2 separate regions of the Homo sapiens genome follow, and region 2 is linked to region 1. The links are chromatin contacts, found by Hi-C or POLR2A ChIA-PET in ENCODE. All regions are on one chromosome and are shown on one strand. Each heading gives the region's core, a stretch centred on a gene start or an enhancer-like site at or near the end of the contact. The rest is flanking DNA. Distances are from core to core; before and after follow the strand shown.

Evidence for each region. A loop is a pair of places that touch in the nucleus more often than their neighbours do. ChIA-PET counts read pairs that join two places held with the same protein, here RNA polymerase II (POLR2A). Pooled maps may share reads with other maps.
Region 2: a loop to region 1 is called in a pooled map, with 3 times the contacts of the local background. The contact joins the enhancer-like site here to the promoter of UFSP1 in region 1. A Hi-C loop is called at or near these places in 2 of 50 pooled maps. POLR2A ChIA-PET finds 5 or more read pairs at or near these places in 4 of 52 experiments (A549, H1, PC-9 and 1 more).

The regions. Positions count from the first base shown.
Region 1 is chr7:100,885,521-100,891,178 of GRCh38, forward strand. UFSP1 (UFM1 specific peptidase 1) reads right to left here and starts at 4,195. Exons shown (of 1, transcript NM_001430944.2): 1 at 3,201-4,195. The coding sequence starts at 3,979. The coding sequence ends at 3,323. SRRT (serrate, RNA effector molecule) reads left to right here. Exons shown (of 20, transcript NM_015908.6): 11 at 181-242; 12 at 343-421; 13 at 727-915; 14 at 1,275-1,448; 15 at 1,527-1,680; 16 at 1,800-1,993; 17 at 2,183-2,339; 18 at 2,522-2,623; 19 at 2,737-2,863; 20 at 2,954-3,144. The coding sequence ends at 3,029. It overlaps ACHE (acetylcholinesterase (Yt blood group)), which reads right to left. Exons shown (of 5, transcript NM_000665.5): 4 at 5,649-5,658; 5 at 4,474-4,815. The coding sequence ends at 4,694. RefSeq lists enhancers at 284-1,017, 4,688-5,421, 5,139-5,198, 5,422-5,658 and silencers at 4,219-4,268, 5,360-5,517, 5,589-5,638.
Region 2 is chr7:100,741,728-100,746,906 of GRCh38, forward strand. ZAN (zonadhesin) reads left to right here. Exons shown (of 48, transcript NM_003386.3): 8 at 4,811-4,975. Among named protein-coding and RNA genes, the nearest start is that of ZAN, 11 kb to the left of the region's middle. RefSeq lists an enhancer at 3,549-3,598. Within about 2 kb of position 3,689, at least 2 of the 41 ENCODE cell types and tissues checked have a DNase peak (open chromatin) inside an H3K27ac peak, as active enhancers do.

The DNA.
Region 1 (5,658 bases), core at 2,945-5,444:
GATAGCGCCATTGGCTTTCAGGTGCTGGTGTTCTGAAGCCCTTTAGTGGTTTTTCCCTGCCCAAGGATGGGAAGAGTGATAAGGCAGTTAGTCCCTAGGGTTCTGAGGGCAGTGGGGGATTGGAGGAAGAAGCGAATGAATCCTTGAGTCACTGTGGGGCTGCTTTTCTGCTTCTTGCAGCTTTGTAAAAGGTACCCAGGCTTTATGCGGGTGGCGCTCTCAGAGCCCCAGCCAGAGAGGAGGTGAGTAACTCGGTGCGTTGGAGGGAAAAGTGCAGGGGAACGTTAATGGCCAACACCAACTCCCTCGCTTGACTATGCTAACATTTTCTTTCTTGTGTAGGTTTTTCCGTCGTGGCTGGGTGACCTTCGACCGCAGTGTTAACATTAAAGAGATCTGTTGGAACCTGCAGAACATCCGTGTGAGTGCTGGGGGTGGGACTGTGGGGAAGAGGAAGGGAGACTCTGTGCCACACGGGACCTCTGTGTGACTTTGTTCATCTGATAGTTTGGTTGTTCTGCACACTCTTTGACCGTTTTGTCTGGCTACGTTGTCTCTGGGCAAGGCTCTAGGGCGTTAGCATGGACGGAACCTATGTGGTCCCCGTCCCCAGGGAGCTCGCAGTCTGATCAATCGCTGGTGCTCAAGAGGGAAGGGTCTTAGAGCTGCTGTTTCTCTGGCAAGCGGGGTAAGTGGGGTAAGCTGCTGATGATGTCTGCCCTCCAGCTCCGGGAGTGTGAGCTGAGCCCTGGTGTGAACAGGGACCTGACCCGGCGCGTTCGCAACATCAACGGCATCACCCAGCACAAGCAGATTGTGCGCAACGACATCAAGCTGGCGGCCAAGCTGATCCACACGCTGGATGACAGGACACAGCTTTGGGCCTCAGAACCAGGGACGCCTCCCCTGCCCACGGTCAGTGACTCCCCAAAGGACTTTGTCAGAAGCAACTGGTAGTGCCTCTGCTGTGGGCACCTCTGACCTTACCTATCTGTAGCCTTGAACCCTTGCACCCACTCGCCTGCTCACTCATTTGCCCCTTCGTGTGTGGGTAGCAGCACCTCCAGATTCCAGCAGAACTGGGGGGATGCTAGTGATCATTTGTGGCTGGGGTGGAACAAAAGCTAAAATAAAGACAAATCTCAAGGGGGCAAAAGGTGCCATTTATGTCCGGTGAACTCCTGTCCCCTCGCTGCTCTTTCACTTGTGGAAAGTCTCAGGTTACCTCCTCTGAAGGTCTTCTCTGCCTTACTTGCTTCTCTTCCTCCCATCAGAGCCTGCCCTCGCAAAACCCGATCTTGAAGAATATCACCGACTACCTGATCGAGGAAGTAAGCGCCGAGGAGGAGGAGCTGCTGGGGAGCAGCGGGGGCGCTCCTCCTGAGGAGCCTCCTAAGGAAGGGAACCCGGCAGAGATCAACGTGGAGCGGGATGAGAAGTTGATTAAGGTGCCAGTGGCAGCGCGGGGCACGTGGGGGCTCGGGCGGTGAGGGCAGGAGCTGAACGCTCGCATTCACTTCCCTTAGGTCTTGGACAAGCTCCTCCTTTACCTGCGCATCGTGCATTCCTTGGATTATTACAACACCTGTGAGTACCCCAACGAGGACGAGATGCCCAATCGCTGTGGGATCATCCACGTTCGGGGGCCCATGCCACCCAACCGCATCAGTCACGGGGAAGGTGAGCTCCAGGTTCCCCTTTGTTCCCGGCTGCCCCTGGCCTTGGTCCTCCAGCCCCTTGCCACCATCCTTCCTTCTGGCTCCCTTGCCAACCTTCCTTCCTCTGTTCCCAAACCACAGTGCTGGAGTGGCAGAAGACTTTTGAGGAGAAGCTCACGCCGTTGCTGAGTGTGCGGGAGTCACTCTCAGAGGAAGAGGCCCAGAAGATGGGGCGCAAAGACCCAGAGCAGGAAGTGGAGAAGTTCGTCACCTCCAACACGCAGGAACTGGGCAAGGATAAGTGGCTGTGTCCTCTCAGTGGCAAGAAATTCAAGGTGTGGGATGTTGGAGAATGGCCGTGCTACGGTGGTGGGAGGTGGGGTTGAGACAGGAAGCCCCCTGGGCAGGGGTGGGGGAACTGCTTACTGCACTGGCAGGCGGGAGCTGGGAATCCTTCCAGCTCGGGCCTGGGAGCGAGGCAACCCTTATGTGGCTGTCCTGACCCCTCTCCTCTCTCCACCCAGGGTCCTGAGTTTGTGCGCAAACATATCTTCAACAAGCATGCAGAGAAAATTGAGGAAGTGAAAAAGGAAGTCGCGTTTTTTAACAACTTCCTCACTGATGCTAAGCGCCCAGCTCTGCCTGAGATCAAGCCAGCCCAGCCACCTGGCCCCGCCCAGAGTAAGATACGATCCATGAAGGTCGCATGTGCCCTCTTCCTTGACTACCCAGGGACTCCTGTTTCTCTTTAACGTGTCACCCCGAGAAGTTTCTGCCCCATCCTCAGGCCATAGCCCTAGAAGTCAATTGTACCCGTATCCCCCTCCCCGCCCCCGCAGTAATTCATGTCCCTGTCCGTGTTGTACTCCCCCCAGGTTTGACCCCAGGACTCCCCTACCCACACCAGACTCCCCAGGGCCTGATGCCCTATGGTCAGCCCCGGCCCCCGATCTTGGGCTATGGAGGTAAGTACAGGAGGGAGATGAAGGGGCTTGGTGAGTGTGTGGCTTTGGGAGAAGAAAACAGAGGATGGAATTGAGGACATAGTTTTGCAACTCAACACTGATCTCTGTCATAGCTGGTGCTGTCCGCCCTGCAGTCCCCACAGGAGGCCCTCCATACCCCCATGCCCCGTATGGTGCTGGTCGAGGGAACTATGATGCCTTCCGAGGCCAGGGAGGTTATCCTGGGAAACCTCGCAACAGGTGAGGAGGGCAGACGCCCAAGCTTTGTTGCCGCCTGCAGACTCCCTTTTGGGAGCCCTCAGCTCTCATCCTGTACCTCTCACCTCACAGGATGGTTCGTGGAGACCCAAGGGCCATTGTGGAATATCGGGACCTGGATGCCCCAGACGATGTTGATTTCTTTTGAGCCGTCCCCCGTTCCTCAGTCCTGTATCATCCATACTTGTACTACCTTGTCCTATGAAGCTCTGAGAATTTTTTGTACGATCAGCCTTACTGCTAATAAAAGCACTTCCACAGGGCTCCTGACTCTCGTGTGTTACATAACTCCTCCATCCTTCCAGAGTAACTCCTGAGGTGTTGCTCAGCCCTGCCACTTTTATTATTGATGTCAAAAGCGCCAGGCTTTGCAGGGACACCAGTGGGAGGTACATAGGTGCGTGTCTGGGACCCGAGAATCTCAGTTCTGTAACTTCGTCCTCAGTCCAAGGTGCGCTGCTGCTGTTGGGAGCTAAGGCTGGTCAAGCACAGGTTGTAGAAGGAGTTGGGGTCAAAGGCTGCACTCACCTCTTGCCAGCCCACCCACCCAGCAGCCTGTAGTTCACTGGGGCTTTTTGGAGTGCCCCAGTAGTGAGGGTCCAATACCAGGACATAGGCTTCCGTGCCTGACCCTACGCAGACTCCCAGCAAGGCCTTGGACCTGGCATCTGCGTCCCCCCCAACCATGACTGGGCCCCCACCCCCTGCGAAGTGCGAGTAAAGCCTCTCCAGCTCCCCGTGCAGCCCCACTCCCCGGGGTACGTGGCAGAGGCGTCCCTGGGGCCCTCCGAAGTGAGCGAGGCAGAGGCTGGCCTCCACGCAGCCGATCCAGTCCCGGGAGCCCCGGAAGCCGGGGGGCTTGTCGCCCATGTCCTCCAGGGCCGCCTGTACGGCGGCCAGTCCAGGTACGCCCGCGGGCTGGCCCTCTGGCCACGAGCACAGCGTCTGCAGAGTGCGGTAGCCGCAGCCCCAGCCGCGGTCGTCCAGGCCGTCGCAGCCGTAGTGGTAGTAGAGGTAGTGGCCCGAGAGCAGCGCCAGGCGGACAGGGCCGCGGCTCGGCGGGGACAGGCCCACGTGGACGTCCCTCAGCGGCTCCAGGGCGGTGGGCGGGAGCGGAGGTCCCAGGCCAGGCACAGCGTCCTCCTAGCGGCGCGGAGCGACCTCAGGCTCCAACACTTCCTTTCGGCTCCGGGTCTTGGGCCAGCTGCCGCAGGACCGGCGCGCAGACTGGGGACGCGCTCCCCGGGCCTCGTTGATCACCGCAGGCCGCAATAGGCAGCCACCGACCGGCACCGACCGAGGAGCTCCCACAATGCTCCGCCGCGCCCCGCCCCGCCCCGCCCCTCCCCTCCCCTCCCCTCCCCTCCCCTCCCCTCTCCTCCCCTCCGCCGTGCCAGCTAGCCTGCCTGCGGGCCTCATTACGCAGGCGCGAGCTCCGCCCGGCAGGGCAGGGCTAGGGGTTGGCCTTTGCCTTGCGCCCGCCTCGGAGCTCGCCTGTTTCTTGCCCTCCAGCCCCGCTCCTGCATAGACTCGGCCCCCGTGATTCCGGCGTTCTGCCTCTACCCCTGGCTCCCTAGTCGCGCACACTCCCGTGGCTGTAACAGTTTATTGGCAGCCCAGAGGGGCGAAGGCACCGCGGGGGAGGGAGCTCAGCCTGAGACATGCAGAGGACCGGGAGCCCCGGGGGACGTCGGGGTGGGGTGGGGATGGGCAGAGTCTGGGGCTCGTCTGTGTTATAGCCCAGCCCTGAAATAAATAGTATATACAGCTAGGGGGCCGGGCGGAGCGGAGGACATGGGGGTCCCGCCGGGGTCACAGGTCTGAGCAGCGATCCTGCTTGCTGTAGTGGTCGAACTGGTTCTTCCAGTGCACCATGTAGGAGCTCCAGCGGTGGAACTCGGCCTTCCACTGGCGCTCCGCCTCGTCGAGCGTGTCTGCGGCCAGGGCGCCCAGCGAGGCGGGAGGGGAGGACGGCACGAGGAAGGTCGGGGATCGGACATTTGGGCGGGTTGAAGGGGGGGTATGAGTGCAGGGAGGACGCACGGAGAAATGCAGGCGACCACGTGGGACGGTGGCAAGAGGATCAGGAGAATGTGCGAAAGACGAGAGGGAGGATGAGGGCAGAGGCGGGGCCGGAGAAGGACAGCAGGAAGGAGAGAGGAGGAGAAAAGAATGACCGGAAGACGGGAACAGAGGGGACAGGAGGGGGAGGTTGGGGGAAAAAGAAGAGACAGAAATGGTTGACCGTTATAGCCCCAATGGGGGGTGCTACCCCGTCCGGGGCCTCCCACTTCCCCCCAATGTCAGGCTCAGGTTCCAAAAGATAATTTTATAAAAGAATACTGGCTTTTCCATTTCCATTCAAACAACAAAGGCGTGGGGGTCCCTGAGAAGGGTGGGAGGCACGGCCCCCTCCTCCTGCCCTGTCCAGTGTGAGTCTCTCGGTTTGAGGAGGAAGGGAGCACTAGGTCTGAGATCCCTGAGTGGGGCCCTTCCCCACGGTCCGACCACTCATTAGAGGAGGGGCCCCTGTGGCCGTAGGGGAAGAGGCCGTGTTCACAGCCGCCGGAGGTGGGAGAGGAAGAGGAGGAGAAGCTGGTGGAGGAGGAGGAGGGGCAGGGGGAGGCCGGGCCTCGGAGCAGCCTCCCCATGGGTGAAGCCTGGGCAGGTGCTGGGAGCCTCCGAGGCTAGGGGGAGAAGAGAGGGGTTACACCTGGCGGGCTCCCACTCCCCTCCTCCCAGCCGCTGCCCGCTGGCCCCTGCATACCGGTGGCGCT
Region 2 (5,179 bases), core at 2,439-4,938, 140 kb before region 1:
CGGGCGGAGGGCTGACCCCCCCACCTCCCTCCCGGACGGGGCGGCTGGCCGGGCAGAGGGGCTCCTCACTTCCCAGTAGGGGCGGCCGGGCAGAGGCGCCCCTCACCTCCCGGACCGGGCGGCTGGCCGGGCGGGGGGCTGACCCCCCCACCTCCCTCCCGGATGGCACGGCTGGCCGGGCGGGGGGCTGACCCCCCACCTCCCTCCCGGATGGGGCGGCTGGCCGGGCGGGGGGCTGACCCCCCCTCACCTCCCTCCCGGACGGGGTGGCTGCCGGGCGGAGATGCTCCTCACTTCCCAGATGGGGTGGCTGCTGGGCGGAGAGGCTCCTCACTTCTCAGACGGGGCAGCTGCCGGGCGGAGGGGCTCCTCACTTCTCAGACGGGGTGGTTGCCAGGCAGAGGGTCTCCTCACTTCTCAGACGGGGCGGCCGGGCAGAGACGCTCCTCACCTCCCAGACGGGGTCTCGGCCGGGCAGAAGCGCTCCTCACATCCCAGATGGGGCGGTGGGGCAGAGGTGCTCCCCACATCTCAGACGATGGGCGGCCGGGCAGAGACGCTCCTCACTTCCTAGATGTGATGGCGGCTGGGAAGAGGCGCTCCTCACTTCCTAGATGGGATGGCGGCCGGGCGGAGACGCTCCTCACTTCCCAGACTGGGCGGCCGGGCAGAGGGGCTCCTCACATCCCAGACGATGGGCGGCCAGGCAGAGACACTCCTCACTTCCCAGACGGGGTGGCGGCCGGGCAGAGGCTGCAATCTCGGCACTTTGGGAGGCCAAGGCAGGCGGCTGGGAGGTGGAGGTTGTAGTGAGCCGAGATCACGCCACTGCACTCCAGCCTGGGCACCATTGAGCACTGAGTGAACGAGACTCCGTCTGCAATCCCGGCACCTCGGGAGGCCGAGGTTGGCGGATCACTCGCGGTTAGGGGCTGGAGACCCGCCCGGCCAACACAGCGAAACCCCGTCTCCACCAAAACCAGTCAGGCGTGGCGGCGCGTGCCTGCAATCGCAGGCACTCGGCAGGCTGAGGCAGGAGAATCAGGCAGGGAGGTTGCAGTGAGCCGAGATGGCAGCAGTACAGTCCAGCTTCGGCTCCGCATGAGAGGGAGACCGTGGGGAGAGGGAGACGGAGACGGAGACGAGGGAGAGGGAGGGGGAGGGGGACGGGGACGATCTGACTTATTTTTTAAGGATTTTTTTTGTGTTGAGAATCCACTGAGGAGAACAGGCAAGGGTCGATGCAGAGAGGCTGTTTAGGAGGCTTTTGCAAAAATCCAGGCGACACTCTTTCTTTTTCTTTCTTTTTTTTTTTTTGAGACAGAATCTTGCTGTTGCCAGGCTGGAGTGCAATGGCACGATCTCAGCTCACTGCAACCTCTGCCTTCCGGGTTCAAGCGATTCTCCTGCCTCAGCCTCCCGAGTAGCTGGGATTACAGGTGTGCGTCACCATGCCCAGTTAATTTTTTGTATTTTTAGTAGAGATGGGGTTTCACCATGTTGGTCAGGGTGGTCTCGATCTTCTGACCTCGTGATCCACCCACTTGGCCTCCCAAAATGCTGGGATTACAAGCGTAAGCCACCATGCCTGGCTGATATTCTTTCTTTCTATGCACCCAAGTCTATCCCTAGCTTCTTTCCACCACCTCCCTGTGCACTCAGCTGAGCTTCTTTCTCTTTCTACTGTTGACTTCTTCCTTTTCTCTCTCACACAACATTCACTTTCTCTCTTAATCTTCTCACACAGCCCACATTTCAACCCCTCACTGAGCCAAGCACTGTAGGTCAAGCATAGAGGGTTCTGCTCCCTAATTTCCTGAGTTTATAATTCTTATTTTTGAATTTAAAAAAATGTTTTTAAAAACTAGGCCAGGTGCAGTAGCTCATGCCTGTAATCCCAGCACTTTGGGAGGCCGAGGTGGGCAGATCACTTGAGGCCACGAGTTCAAGACCAGCCTGGAACATATAGTGAGATCTTGTCTCTACAAAAAATACAAAAATTAGCCCAGTGTGGTGGCACACACCTGTAGTCCCAGATACTCGGGAGGCTGACGTGGGAGGACTGATTGAGCCTGGGAGGTGGAGGTGGCAGTGAGCTGTGATCGCACTACTGCACTCCAGCCTGGGCGACAGAGTGAGATTGTGTCTCAAAATAAATAAATAAATAAAAATAGAGATGGGGTCTTGCTACATTGCCCAGGCTGGTCTCAAACTCTGGGCCTCAAGCCATCTTCCTGCTTCGGCCTCCCAAAGTGCTTGAAGTACAGGTGTGAGCTGCCACGCCCAGCCTATATCTCTTTGTTCTTCTTTTCCCTTAATACTTATCCTTTCTCAATCCATTTCCTCCCTTCCACTTTACCATTTCCACACTTTATTTTATTTTCTTTATTTGTAAAGATGGGGTCTTGCTATGTTGCCCAGGCTGGTCTCGGACTCCTGGCCTCAAGTGATCCTCCTGCCTCTGCCGTATTTTCTTTTCTGTTTTTCCCCATCTTTTCCTCTCTCCACTCCATCAGTGTCCACTTGGACTCCTGCACTCCTGTCTCTGATCTTTCCTGCTGCCTAAACTTTGTTTTCTAGAAGGGCCCTGGCCAGGCGTGGTGGCTCATGCCTGTAATCCCAGCACTTTGGGAGGCGGAGGCAGGTGGATCACCAGAGGTCAGGAGTCCGAGACCAGCCTGGCCAACATAGCGAAACCCGTCTCTACTAAAAATACAAAAAATTAGCTGGGCTTGGTGGTGTGCACCTGTAATCCCAACACTCGGGAGGCTGAGGCAGGAGAATTGTTTGAACCTGGGAGGCGGAGGTTGCAGTGAGCCGAGATAGCGCCACTGCACTCCAGCCTGGGCAACAGAGTGAGACTCCATCTCAATAAAAATAAATAAATAAATACGTACATAAATAAATAAGGCCTTAAGAAGCCCTGGCCCCACCTTCACTGAAAGCCGACCAGCCCTCTCTGCAACCCCTCAGCATTTAGCACCGTGTACCGCGCCCAGCAGCTTCAGTAAATGCTGGTTGGCTTTTTATTTTTCCTTTCTTTCCCTTTCCTTTTCCATCTTGCTCGCTTCCTTATATTTTCTTCACCTTTCACTTCTTTTTCTCCCATTTCTCCTCTTCTGTTTCTCATAGGTCTCCTTGGTTTTTTTTTTGTTGTTGTTGTTTGTTTGTTTTTTGAGACAGTCTCGCTCTGTCGCCCAGGCTGGAGTGCGGTGACGCGATCTCAGCTCACTGCAACCTCCGCCTCCCGGGTTTAAGCGATTCTCCTGCCTCAGCCTCCCGAGTAGCTGGGATTACAGATGCCCGCCACCACGCCCGGCTAATTTTTGTACTTTTAGTAGAGACGGGATTTCGCCATGTTGGCCAAGCTGGTCTAGAACCCCTGACCTCAGGTGATCCGCCCGCCTCGGTCTCCCAAAGTGCTGGGATTACAGGCGTGAGCCACCGCGCCAGCCCGTGTCCTTGATTTCTCTTTCATCATTTTCCCACTTCCTTTCCTTTCCCTTCCCTCTTCCTTCCCGGTTGTTTCCTTTCTTCTCCTTCCTCCCGCCCATTCCCGCCATTCCAGCCTCTTCGCCGCCGCTCAGGATCCCACCTTCGGCAGGAGTGAGCGCGCGCCAGGCAAGACTCCCTTGGACTCGGGCGTGAGCACGCACGCGAGCGCGCTCCCCACGAGTGGCAGCCGCTTACATTTTCTTTTTCGCTACCAGTTGCGTCACCTAGCGAGGTCCACGCTGATTGGCTGTCTGAGCTGGGGGCCGAGGTGGTGTTGGGTGAGAGGGGGTTTGCCTCTTGCTCCTCTGTGTCAGAGCCGCTGTATCTCTCGCCAGTTTGCGTGAATAGGTTATGTCCAGCGGGTAAAGAAAAGGAAGAGGCAATCGGGTGTAGTGGCTCAAGCCTGTAATCCCAGCACTTTGGGAGGCCAAGGCGGGAGGATTGCTTGAGGCCAGGAGTTCAAGACCAGCCTGGGCAACATCGTGAGACCGCCCATCTCTTAAAAAAAAAAAAATTAGCTGGGCGGACTCCAGGTCCGCACCTGGAGTCCCAGCTACTCAGGAGGCTGTGGCAAAAGGATTGCTTGAGCCTAGGAGTTTGAGACCTGTGCCACTGCACTTTAGCCTGGGCAACAGAACCATACCTTGTCTCAAAAAAGAAAAAGGAAAAAAGAAAAGGAACAGGCTATGACTCTAGTGGACCTTAAGAGTTAGCACCCAGGCCAGATGTGATGGCTCATGTCTGTAATCCCAGCACTTTGGGAAGCCAAGGTGCGTGGATCATTTGAACCTAGGAGTTCAAGACCAGCCTGGGCAATGTGGTGAAACCCTATCTTTTCAAAAAAAAATGCAAAAATTAGCAGGGCGTGGTGGCGCACACCTGTAGTCCCAGCTACTTAAGGAGGCTGAGGCGGGAGGATCACCTGAGCCCGGGGAGGTTGAGTCTGCAGTGAACCATGAGAGCCATGATTGCGCCACTGCACTCCAGACTGGGCGACAGAGTGAGACTGTCTCAAAAACAAAAACAAAACAACAACAACAAAGAGTTAGCACCCAAAGGTCAAAGTTCTAGTTGCTGCTTTGGAGAAGGTGTCCGCCGCTTCCCATGGCAGCGCCGGGTCCTTACCCAGCCCAAGCATTTCTAGGAAAAGTTGAAGACCTCAGTCAGTTGGGATAGGACCACCTCAGTGCTGCCTGATTCTAGGCTGCTGTTGGGGATCCCCAGAGACAAGTCCACAGCCTCCTCAGGGCCCTATCTCTGCTGCCATCTTCCCTCAATTCCATCCACCCCAGTTCCCTGGCCTTTTGCTTCACAGGTGGCTGCTACATGCTCCTGGACCCCAAGAATGCAAGACCTGGGCAGAAAGCTGTCCTCCTGAGCCCCGTGAGCCTGTCCTCTGGCTGTCTGAGCTTTTCCTTCCACTACATCCTCCGGGGCCAGTCTCCTGGTGCAGCCCTCCACATTTATGCTTCAGTCTTGGGTTAGAGCGGAGAATTAATGGGATTTACACTGATCTGGGCGCATCTCCCAGGGTTGGCTTGATGGGGAAACATGGGGCATCCCTCAGGGTCTAGGGAGGTCTGGAATATGTGCGAGACTATTCCATGAAGTGGAAATCATGGCTGGGAGGGCACTTTGGGAGGCCGAGGCAGGCGGATCACGAGGTCAGGAGATCGAGACCATC